Regions from separate parts of the Homo sapiens genome. Here region 1 is linked to region 2. A link is a loop called in an ENCODE intact Hi-C map of the cell type or tissue named here. Cell type or tissue: endothelial cell of umbilical vein. All regions are shown on one strand. Each heading gives the region's core, and the rest is flanking DNA. Links, peaks and the distances in the headings are about the cores only.

Region 1 (5,555 bases), core at 357-5,356, 250 kb after region 2:
AAAAAGTGAAGAGATACTTGAAAATTTTTATATCAAATATAACCTATCTTTTCAAGTCAATATAACAAGATTAATCTATGGTAATTAATCAACACACTATAGAGTAAGACTGAACTTTCTAAATACTTAATAGAACTTTGTGAATCCCCAATATACTTAAAGTTTGATTTTGTATATTTGACTGCCAAAGCTTTAATAGTGTTAAGACCTAACAATTCATCTTGAAGAATCTTCAACTTTCTGAAAATTTTGGTTTGTATATTTAAGAGTTAAGGCTTATATTAACATTTGGCTTCTATTAACAGATAAAATAGGAGCTTAGAATATATACAAAATTTCAAAACTGATTCCTAAAATTCCTAAATTTCTTTTTCTTTTTTGAGATGGAGTTTCGCTCTTGTTGCCCAGGCTGGAGTGCTATGGCGTGATCTCGGCTCACCGCAACCTCCGCCTCCTGGGTTCAAGCGATTCTCCTGCCTCAGCCTCTCGAGTAGCTGGGATTACAGGTATGCACCACCACGCCCGGCTAATTTTGTATTTTTAGTAGAGACGGGGTTTCCCCATGTTGGTCAGGCTGGTCTTGAACTCCTGACTTCAGGTGATCTGCCCGCCTCGGCCTCCCAAAGTGCTGGGATTACAGGTGTGAGCCACCGTGCCCTGCCTAAAATTCCTAAATTTCTAATGAGTGGCAAACACAGAATTCCATCTATGGCCAACTGAGGCAACAGAAGACTTACTACTGTGTACCTACTTCCTAAAAATTACTCTGAACAGGATTCCCAAGTATGTATACTACAAGGATCCTTTAGGAACTGGTTTACTTCAATAAGGATCATCTCTCTTAATGTCTGATGTTCAATTAGCTTAGAGTAGTGAGACACAATTACTTCAATTCCAGATTTAAATCCCTATCATGACATTAGTAAATTACCAAATCCTTCTAAGCCTGCTATCCTCATCTACAAAATGAGGATAAAATATATAACGAGAGTTTTTGTGAGAATTAAATGACAGCATGCATCACTGTCACGTAAATAGAATTCAAAACTGGCTTTTTACTCACATTTACATTCTTAGTACTCTCTCTGGGCTGGATTTTATTCTTATATTTTCTCTAACCAGTACCCTTTTTGATATATTATTCTCAGAAGTGACCTCAAATCCTTTGTTGATATACATAAACTCCAAGAAGAACCAACCAACCAACCAACCAACCCAATCTAGTTTTGTTCCAGAGTTCACAGTATAAGGAAAAGAGAAACATGTAAGTAAGGGGAACAAAACGAAGAGTGAGAAAACATTTCCGTGAAGAAAGCATTTGAAAGAATTCCACATAGGAAATAGATCCTGAAAAGTTATTTTCATAGTGGTTTAATAGGTGTCACAAAAAGGTATTTTGTGGCAATGTCATTCTTCCTCAAAAATTGAATACCTTCATTTATTTGCCAATTTCATAAAACAGCATTCTGGAGGTCAATTTTTTCAAAGTGATTTAAAAATAAGTAAAACATTTTTAAAAAGAATTAAACTTGAAACAGACCTCATCCACTGTAAATTTTAGGCATTACTATTCCTGAGTGTCAACTATACATATCAAATGATTAAACACCTCCCTCCTGATTTAGTCAAGATATCTGCAGTAAGTAATGTGTAAATGACAACTGTTCCCAAGACTTATGATAAAAGCTTTTAGCATAGATTAGAAAATGAATAAACATCTCAACAAGTAAAATTACTCTTTTCAGCATTAAAAAATAATTTGTGAAAAATGTAGTGAGTGTAATTATGAAGTGTCATATTCATCTCAACTCTAGTTCTAAAATAACCGGACATCATTTTAACCAAGAGAAATGCTGGTTTTCCAAATAACAGGTTACCTTTACCCGAGGTTTAAAGAATAAATATCAGCATCATGACATCACTAGAAAGAAATTGAAGCATACAAGGAATAAACTATAGTTTCTTTTTATATCAAAATGTACTCTTGAAAATGTGTTTGGCACAGTGCTAAATCATATATAGTTAATACTAAATATTGCAGGATACAATAAAACCCTGGAGTTAATTGTTTACACCCTCTTATGGGAATGAAAATAATAGATACCAATTATTCAGAAGTCAGCCTATACAAACTGTATAAACAATATTTTATGTTTTGCTTTGAAAACCAGTGATATAATAAATTTTACATAAAAGACTGTAAAATAATATAAATGGATTTAAACAGATTTTTACAATAAGAAATTCAAATGGAAACAGACAAGTAACAAAGAGAAGTAAAAAAATTTATTGCAGTATTCGCTCCACCAGATTACCTGGGGATCCCTTTTCTTGTATTGTTTTCAGGGTGACCTAATACATCAAAATCTACATTTACAAAAACTCCTTCTGCAGATAGGTCATAGATACTGCATGCTTTTTTTTTTTTCAACAGAATAAATTATATATCCAGGAGATTCTGCCATTTTACAGCCTGGAAAAAACAATGCTTCCCTGGAAACTGGGCTAAGCTAAAGAAAGCCATCCGCTGCTAGGTTAAACTCCAAGAACACTTTATTAAGAACATTAACAGACTAATTTCCAACATTCACTTGTTTATTTTTTTTAAACAGAAAGTTTTTTTTCCAAGATATAAACAATTTTTGTTAAACTATAATACAGTGGGAGTAAAAATGAACTGAGAATCTGTTTCTGCTGCACAACAGCGAAGGGAGCTCCCACAAAAATGTTTGCCCAACATTTCCTTCTTTTGTTCCTGCATCCCAGGTTCCACTTACTCTTCATAAAACTGATTTTTTTTTGCCAGAATGTTGGTATTTCAAGTTTTTCTGCCTTTTAAAAAAATTCCTGTAAATTTGGCTGCATGTACAAATTCATTAGCTGGAAGTCCCATCCTTGGCGGCATACAGGGATCGTAAAGTCTGAACAACTTTATTAGTCAGCTTATTAGCACTCGTTAGAGCAATTTTTTTGTAAATAATGTCTGACTCTTTAATAGTGTCTACCCAAGGCACCAGTTTGCGGCCATCACGGCGCTTAGCCTCAGTCCAGGAGCCACTGTAGGAGCCTGCCATCCACTGAACACTGAAGCCACTGCTGGTTTTCTGCACTACTCTTGCAATTTGTGGTCGATCTTTGTACTTTGGACAGCAAATAGCGATGACATCCATGACGTCAACACTTTCATTCATCTGTGCTGCCAACTCCGTAGAGTCTGAATTTCGTTTTGACCTTCTCAATGACTAAAACATTGGGAGGGGGGAAAAAAGACCAAGTGTTACACAAAAGAATTTTAGTGAAATTATTGTTTTTATTGCTTTTAATCCCTTGACGCCGGGAGTTGGGATTTCCCGGCACACTTCCATTGCCGGCAATGAGACGCACCGTGACCGCCAGCGCCAAGGGGTTAACATATACTTGTAAAACCATATAACTCTTAATTTGTACCCGTGTCTTTACTCTTATTGATATATAAAATTATATATACATATGAACCATATAGCTACATAAAACTTAGCAACAATAAAAATAACACACATTAATACAATTCAAAGAAAAATTAACCCTTTATGCTGGATAAATCTCATTTCTGTTTTTTTATTGTCTTTTATGTTAAACTTTCTACAAAAGGATGTATAAACGGGTAAGTAGAGAATCTCTATCTACAAAATGTTTTCTCTTTTAAGTATTACATTACTTGGTGTACATTTAATAGACTGACATATATAAGCACATAAAAATCATTTTACGTAATACGCTGCGAAATACGTTGACTCCTCCTCCGCCTCACCCCTGAAGTGCCTCCTCCTCTATCCTCCCCATCACTTTCATCATCTTCTGTCTCTGCTGCTGTATTATTTTTAGGGCTGCCTCCTCCAAGCAGTGAGGTAATTGCTTTGTTCCGAGCATTTGTGCTAGCTGAAACCTCCCCTTCTTCTTCTTCTTCATCAGGGTCCAGATGTTCCATGAGAAGTTTGAACTACAAAAAACAGATATTATTTCAGAATTTTAAGTAAATATTTCAAGCAAGATTGTCAAATTCCTAAATGTTTTCTATGGCAGTAGTTTGGTGTGGGTGAAACAGACGTTAGCCATCATCTAAATTAGGGGCTAGTAAACATTTTCTGTAAACAGCCAGGTGGTAAATATTTTTCATTTTGAAGGTCAAATAGTCTGTCACAACTACCCAACTCTGCCACTGTAGTATGAAAGCAGCTACAGACAAATAAATGAGTGGGCATGAATGTTTTCAATAAAACTTTGTTTGCAAAAACAGGCAATGGGTTAGATACAAAAACAGCCAGAGTTTTCAGACCCTTGGTCCAAGTCATCAAGCAATCAGGTGATAATTACTGATAGACATTTTCTAGTTATCTCCCCTCTTTGCTCTCTGCTAAGACGATACAAGAGAAAGCAAAGAATGTTGAAAAATTTTAAATAAGAACTAAAATATTTTTAAATTTTAGAGTAAGGTTTGCAGTCAATGAATAATATGAAAAGCCACTGTGTAGATTATATTCTTAGTTCAAAAAACCTTATTTTATGTTCAGCTACTTGCTTTAAAGTAGATTTTTAAAAATTTTTTTAAGAAAAATAGAAATGGGGTTTTGCAATGTTGGCCAAACTGGTGTCAAACCTCTGGCCTCGAGTGATCTGCCCACCTCAGCCTCCCAAAGTGCTTGTGAGCCACTACACCTGAAATTAAGTAGATTAAAATATAAAACTTTATTTTTATTTTTTAGGATAGTCCTCTAATTTCAAAAACATTTTTAAAAACTTTTATATTGTGATAAAATAGAAATATCATAAAATTTGCCAGCTTAACCCTTTTTTTTTTTCTTTTTAAATTGAGACAGGGTCTCACTCTGTCACTCAGGCTGAAGTGCAGTGGCACGATCATGGCTCACTGTAGCCTCCACCTCCCAGGCTTAGGTGGTCCTCCCACCTCAGCCTCCCCAGCAGTTGGGACTACAGGTGCACACCGCCATGTCTGGCTAATGTTTGTATTTTTTGTAGAGACAGGGTCTCACCCTGTTGCTCAGGCTGGCCTGGACTTCCTGGACTCAAGCAAACCTCCTACATAGGCCTCCCAAGGTGCTAAGATTACAGGTATAAGCCAGCATGTCCAGCCTACCAGTTTAACCATTTTAAATGTATAATTCATTGGCATATTGTACAACTATCACCACTGTCCATTTCCAGAGCTGTTTCTTTTTTTTTTTAATCACTGGAAACCACAGCTGTCCTCATTAAACAATAACTCCCCGTTCTTTCCTTCCCCGGTCCTTGGTAACCTCTAGTCTATTATCTGTCTCTATTTTTAAAGCACATTTTATATACATACATTTGCATACTTGATAAGTGAGAAAATCTACATATATATATATTGGCATTACTCATATAAGAACATACGAAAAAGTAATAATATTGGTTATCAGAAAAGAAAGGAACAGAATAGCCAAACACGGTAAGAGAATGACTGCTTGCAGTTTTACCTTTTATGACATATAAGCCATGTATTTTTCTGAATTAAAAACATAGCCCTCTGTATCCCC
Region 2 (5,555 bases), core at 159-5,158:
AAATTCTGACAGACATGCATCTCAGTCAGCATTAATAATTTAACAAACTCTATTACATTTTGTTTCCTTGCCTTCTACTGCCATCCCTCTCCCTCCAAATTATCTGGAATTTTACTTGTCAGATGTTTTTAGTTTGTTTGGTTTTTTTTCTAACATTATGGTCTTTTGTTAATTGAATTTTACCATTACATCTGCAATTATATGTAAATTTTCTAATCTACTTCTAATTTCTCTTAATTACTCATTTATCTTTACAGTTTTTAGCAGGATGTTTTTTTCATTGATGTTTCTTGAATTGTCACAGAAGCAGTTCTGTCATCTGCAAACAGAGATAGTTTCATCTTTTCCATCTTTTCTTGTCTAGCTCTACTTGCTTTCTCCTCTCTGCACAAGGTAATCTCTCTCTCTCTCTTTTTCTTTTTAATTGAGACAGAGTTTCACTCTTATTACCTAGGCTGGAGTGCGATGGCATGATCCTCGGCTCACCGCAACCTCCGCCTCCCGGGTTCAAGCGATGCTCCTGCCTCAGCCTCCTGAGTAGCTGGGATTACAGGCATGAGCCACCACGCCCAGCTAATTTTGTATTTTTAGTAGAGACGGGGTTTCTCCTTGTTGGTCAGGCTGGTCTCAATCTCCCAACCTCAGGTTATCCACCCGCCTCAGCCTCCCAAAGTGCTGGGATTACAGGCATGAGCCGCTGCGCCCTGCCACTTATCTCTGTCTGTCTTTTCTCTTTTTTTTTCTTTTTTAGGCAATCTTGCTCTGTCATTGAGGCTGGAGTGCAGTGATGTGATCATTATTCCCTGCAATCTCAGACTCAGCCGCCTGAGTAGCTGGGGCTACAGGCATGTGCTGCCACACCTGGCTGATTTTTTCTTATTTTTCTCAGAGATAGGGTCTCACTGTGTTGCCCAGGCTGGTCTAAAACTCTTGGCCTCAAGTTATGCTCCCTCCTTAGCTTCCCAAAGTGCTGGGATTACAGGCATGACCCACTGCATCCACCCTTACTTGAGGTGTTTTTTGGTTTTCTTTTTTGAGACTGGTCTCACTCTGTTGCCCAGGCCGGAGTGCAGTGGCATGATCACGGCTCACCGCAACTTTGACCTCCCAGCTTCAAGTGATCCTCCCACCTCAGCCTCCTGAGTAGTTGGGACTACAGGCACATGCTACCATGCTCAGCTAATTTTTTTATTTCACATTTTGTAGAGACAAGTTCTCACTGTTTTGCCCACGTTGATCTTGCACTCCTGGGCTTAGGTGATCCTCCTGTCTTGGCCTCAAAAAATGCTGGGATTTTAGGCATGAGCCATCCGCACTCAGCCCTTATTGAATATGTTTAACATATTCATATATTTAACATATTGAATATGCTTACCATATTCAATAAGTGAGTTTGTCAAATGTATTTACTGCATTTTACAGAGATGATCATATCATTTTCCCCCTTACCTTTAACAATAGAGTTAATACATGTCCTAATTTCGACCAACCCTTGGATTCCTATAACATTAGTTTCATTGACTATGGAAATTTTTTAAACAGATTTTTGAGATCTACTTTACATACCACTAAATTTACTCATTTTGAATGTTCAGTTCAGTGACTTTTAGTAAATTCATAGAATTGTGCAACCATCACCACAGTCCAGTTTTAGCACACTTCCATTATCTAGGAGACATACCTCATGTCCATTAGCAGTCACTTTCCATTCCCACTTCTTAGCCCCAGACACTTACTGATCTGCTCTATCTCTGTAGATGTGCCTATTCTTGACATGTCATATAAACAGAATCATACTGTGTGGTCTTTGAGTCTGGCTTCTTTCACTTAGTGTGTTTTGGGGGCTCATGTTTGAGATTTATGTGGTAGGATGTATTCATGCTTTGTTCGTTTTTATTGCCCAATGAATGTGGGATTTTAAGATCATAGACCATTTCTCAGATCTTCGTATACATTTTGCACCATTTTCTTCCCAAAGTTTAATGTTGTAGATGAAAAAGTACATTATCTGTATGATTCTCCTTCCTTTGTAAGTGACTTAGTGTTTACTTTGAAATTTTTTTGTGTTTTTTTCTTTTTGTTACCGAAATTCAAAAGTCACATGATGTCTTTAGGTATATCTTCTTTACAGCTCTCAGTGAGCCTTAAGAATGAACGTCTTGGCTTTGATCAGTTTTCTTCTCTCGTTTTTTATGTATTGTGATACACATTGAATATCCCTTATCCGAACTGTTTGGAACCAGAAGTGTTTTGGCTTTCACGTTTTTTTTGATTTTTAAATATTTGCATTATACTTAGGTTGAGCACCCCATTCCGAAAATTTGAAATCGAAATTGCTCCAGTGCGCATTTCCTTTGAGCATCATGCTGATGTGCAAAACGTTTCAGATTTGGGGACATTTCAGATGTTAGTTTTTTTTTTTATTAGGGATACTCAATCTATGTTTCTTCTGTCCCATTCTCTTTGGAGAATCATATTAACTCTTTTGTATCTAGCTTGTTTCTTCTCTTCCGTAATTTCCTTCCTTCCTTTCTCTCCTTTACCCCCTCTTTTTACTTGATCTTTTTTTTTCTACAGGTTAGGAAAATTTATAGCTGATGTTCTCAGTCATTTAATTGATTTAATCTCAGTCATTTTAAGTAGCATCTGTTTAGTCTGTGTCATAAATTTTTTCTGGCCATCAGCCCTTCTGGTGTTGGTTGCCCAACCTTCTGAATTATTTAAAAAAAGTAAACATATTAAATGTTTGAATTGTACTGTATGTGTTATATCTCAATAAAGCTGTTATAAACACACACATTCTGCAATTTCTGTTTCAGTACTACTGCTAAAGTGCAGCAGAGGCTGATAGGATTCATGCGTCCTGAAAACGGAAATCCCCAGCAAATGCAACAGGAACTGCAGAGGAAGTTTCATGGTAAATTATTGCTTCTCATCAGTTAAGCGTACATGACCTCAGTAAAATTTTATTACTTGAATAGAAAACAATGGACTTTCTTAGTAAGATGTACTTTGTACACAAATATTTGTAATTAAAATATCAGTGTAATTGGGTCCGGGGTGGTGGCTCACACCTGTAATACCAGCACTTTGGAAGGCTGAGTTGGGAGGATCACCTCTTCCTGGGAGGCAGAGGTTGCAGTGAGCTGAGATCATGCCACTGCACTCCAGCCTGGGTGACAGAGTGAGAACCTGCCTCAAAAAAAAAAAAAAAAAGTGTGATTGGGAAAGTAGGATAATATGGATATTAATATGGATATTGTATATTTCCCTATCTCTTTTAGCATATACATTTTTGTTCCTTCCTCCACCAGAAAACATGATACACACCTATTTCATTATGTTTTTTTTATTGTGGTGAAATATATATATACCATAAAATTTACCATTTTTACTTTTTATTTGTTTATGTTTCTGAGACAGAGTTTCACTCTTGTTTCCCAGGCTGGAGTGCAATGGCGTGATCTTGGCTCACTGCAACCTCTGCCTCCTGGGTTCAAGAAATTCTTCTGCCTCAGCCTCCCGAGTAGCTGGGATTAGAGGCATGTGCCACCACGCCCGGCTAATTTTGTATTTTCAGAAGAGACGGGGTTCTTTATGTTGGTCAGGCTGGTCTCGAACTTCCAACCTCAGGTGATCCCGTCCGCCTCGGCCTCCCAAAGTGCTGGGATTACAGATGTGAGCCACCGTGCCCAGCCCCATTTTTACTTTATTTTATTTATTTATTTATTTTTTTGAGACAGAGTCTCACTCTGTCGCCCAGGCTGGAGTGCAGTGGCATGATCTCGGCTCACTGCAAGCTCCACCTCCCGGGTTCACTCCATTCTCCTGCCTCAGCCTTCTGAGTAGCTGGGACTACAGGCGCCCGCCACCACACCTGGCTAATTTTTTTTTTTTGTATTTTTAGTAGAGACAGGGTTTCACCGTGTTTAAGCAGGATGATCTCAATCTCCTGACCTCATGATCCGCCCACCTCAGCCTCCCAAAGTGCTGGGATTACAGGCAAGAGCCACTGCGCCTGGCCCGTTTTTACTGTTTTTAAGTGTACAGTTCAGTGGCATTCAGTATATTCATTTTATGTACCCATTACCAGCATCTATCTCCAGAACTTTTGTCATCTTCCCCAAAAATGTCACTCTGGGCTGGGCGCAGTGGCTCTCACCTGTAATCCCAGCACTTTGGGAGGCCATGGCAGGTGGATCACCTGAGGTCAGGAGTTCAAGACCAGCCTGGCCAACATGTTGAAACCCCATCTCTACCAAAAATACAAAAATTAGCCAGGCGTGGTGGCGGGCACCTGTAATCCCAGCTGCTCGGGAGGCCGAGGCAAGAGAATCACTTGAACCCAGCAGGCGGAGGTTGCAGTGAGCCGAATTTGTGCCATTGCACCCTAGCCTGGGCAACAAGAGCAAGACTCTGTCTTAAAAAAAATAAACACCAAAAGTCACTCTGTACCCATGAAATAATAACCCCCCATTTTTTTCCCCTATCCTAGGTCCCTGGCAACCACCATTCTACTTTCTGTCTCTTGAATTTTACAACTCTGGGTACCCTATTAGGATGAAATCAAATTTTACATTTTGTGGCAGGCTTATGTCACTTAGCATACTGTCCTCGAGGTTCATCCATGTTGTAACGTGTCAGAATTTCCTTCCTTTTTAAGACTGAGTAATTTCTATTGTGTATATGTGCATATGTGCACATATACCACATTTCCTTTATCCATTCATCTGTTGATGGACACTGAGTTACTTCCGTTTTTTGGCTATCGTGAATAATGCTGCTATTAACATGGGTGAACAAATACAAATTAAAGCCTCTGCTTTCAGTTCTTTTGGGTATATACCCAGAAGTGGAATTGCTATATCATATGGTAATTCTATTACTAATTTTTTTGATGAACTGCCATACTGTTTCATAGCAGCTACTGCATTTTATGTTTATGTTTATCTTTATTTCTTTTTGAGACGGAGTTTCACTCTTGTCTCCCAGGCTGGAGTGCAATGGTGCGATCTCAGCTCACTGCAGCCTCCACCTCCCAGGTTCAAGCAATTCTGCCTCAGCCTCCCGAGTAGCTGTGGTTACAGGCATGTGTCACCACACCCAGCTAATTTTTTTATTTTTAGTATAGTTGGGGTTTCACCATGTTGGCCAGGCTGGTCTTGAACTCCTGACCTCAGGTGATCCACCCACTTCGGCCTCCCAAAGTGGTAGGATTACAGGCGTGAGCCACTGCGCCTGGCCAGCCACAGCATTTTATACTTCTAGTAGCAATGCACAAGGGTTCCAATTTCTTCACATCTTTGCCAACATTTGTCATTTTTCTGTCCTTTTATATATAGCCATCCTAATGAACATGGAATGGCATCTCATTGGGATTTTGATTTGCATTTCCCTAATGATTAGTAATATGCCTTTTTATAGAGCTAAAAATATGAATCAAATATTTCATTGTGCTTTTTATCAATTATAAGTAGTAACAAGTAAGGAAAGAGCAAGGCAACTGAAAAGTTCTCATAATCTTCAGTTATTCCAGATACAAGTTAGAACAATAA

What was found. Peaks named below come from ENCODE experiments on the same cell type or tissue, not always from the same donor. Only the 100,000 strongest peaks of a DNase experiment are listed, where the experiment ranks them.
Region 1: it touches region 2 in a loop (2.2-fold over the local background); 5 of 110 quality-filtered maps call a loop at or near these places.

The regions. Positions count from the first base shown.
Region 1 is chr5:37,062,214-37,067,768 of GRCh38, reverse strand. NIPBL (NIPBL cohesin loading factor) reads right to left here. Exons shown (of 47, transcript NM_133433.4): 46 at 3,791-3,979; 47 at 1,356-3,242. The coding sequence ends at 2,877. Among named protein-coding and RNA genes, the nearest start is that of CPLANE1-AS1, 180 kb to the left of the region's middle. In endothelial cell of umbilical vein, for the core only: no CTCF peak of the experiment used is centred there; no DNase peak of the experiment used is centred there.
Region 2 is chr5:37,315,350-37,320,904 of GRCh38, reverse strand. NUP155 (nucleoporin 155) reads left to right here. Exons shown (of 35, transcript NM_153485.3): 21 at 2,820-2,917. Among named protein-coding and RNA genes, the nearest start is that of NUP155, 53 kb to the left of the region's middle. In endothelial cell of umbilical vein, for the core only: no CTCF peak of the experiment used is centred there; a DNase peak (open chromatin) is centred at 2,884.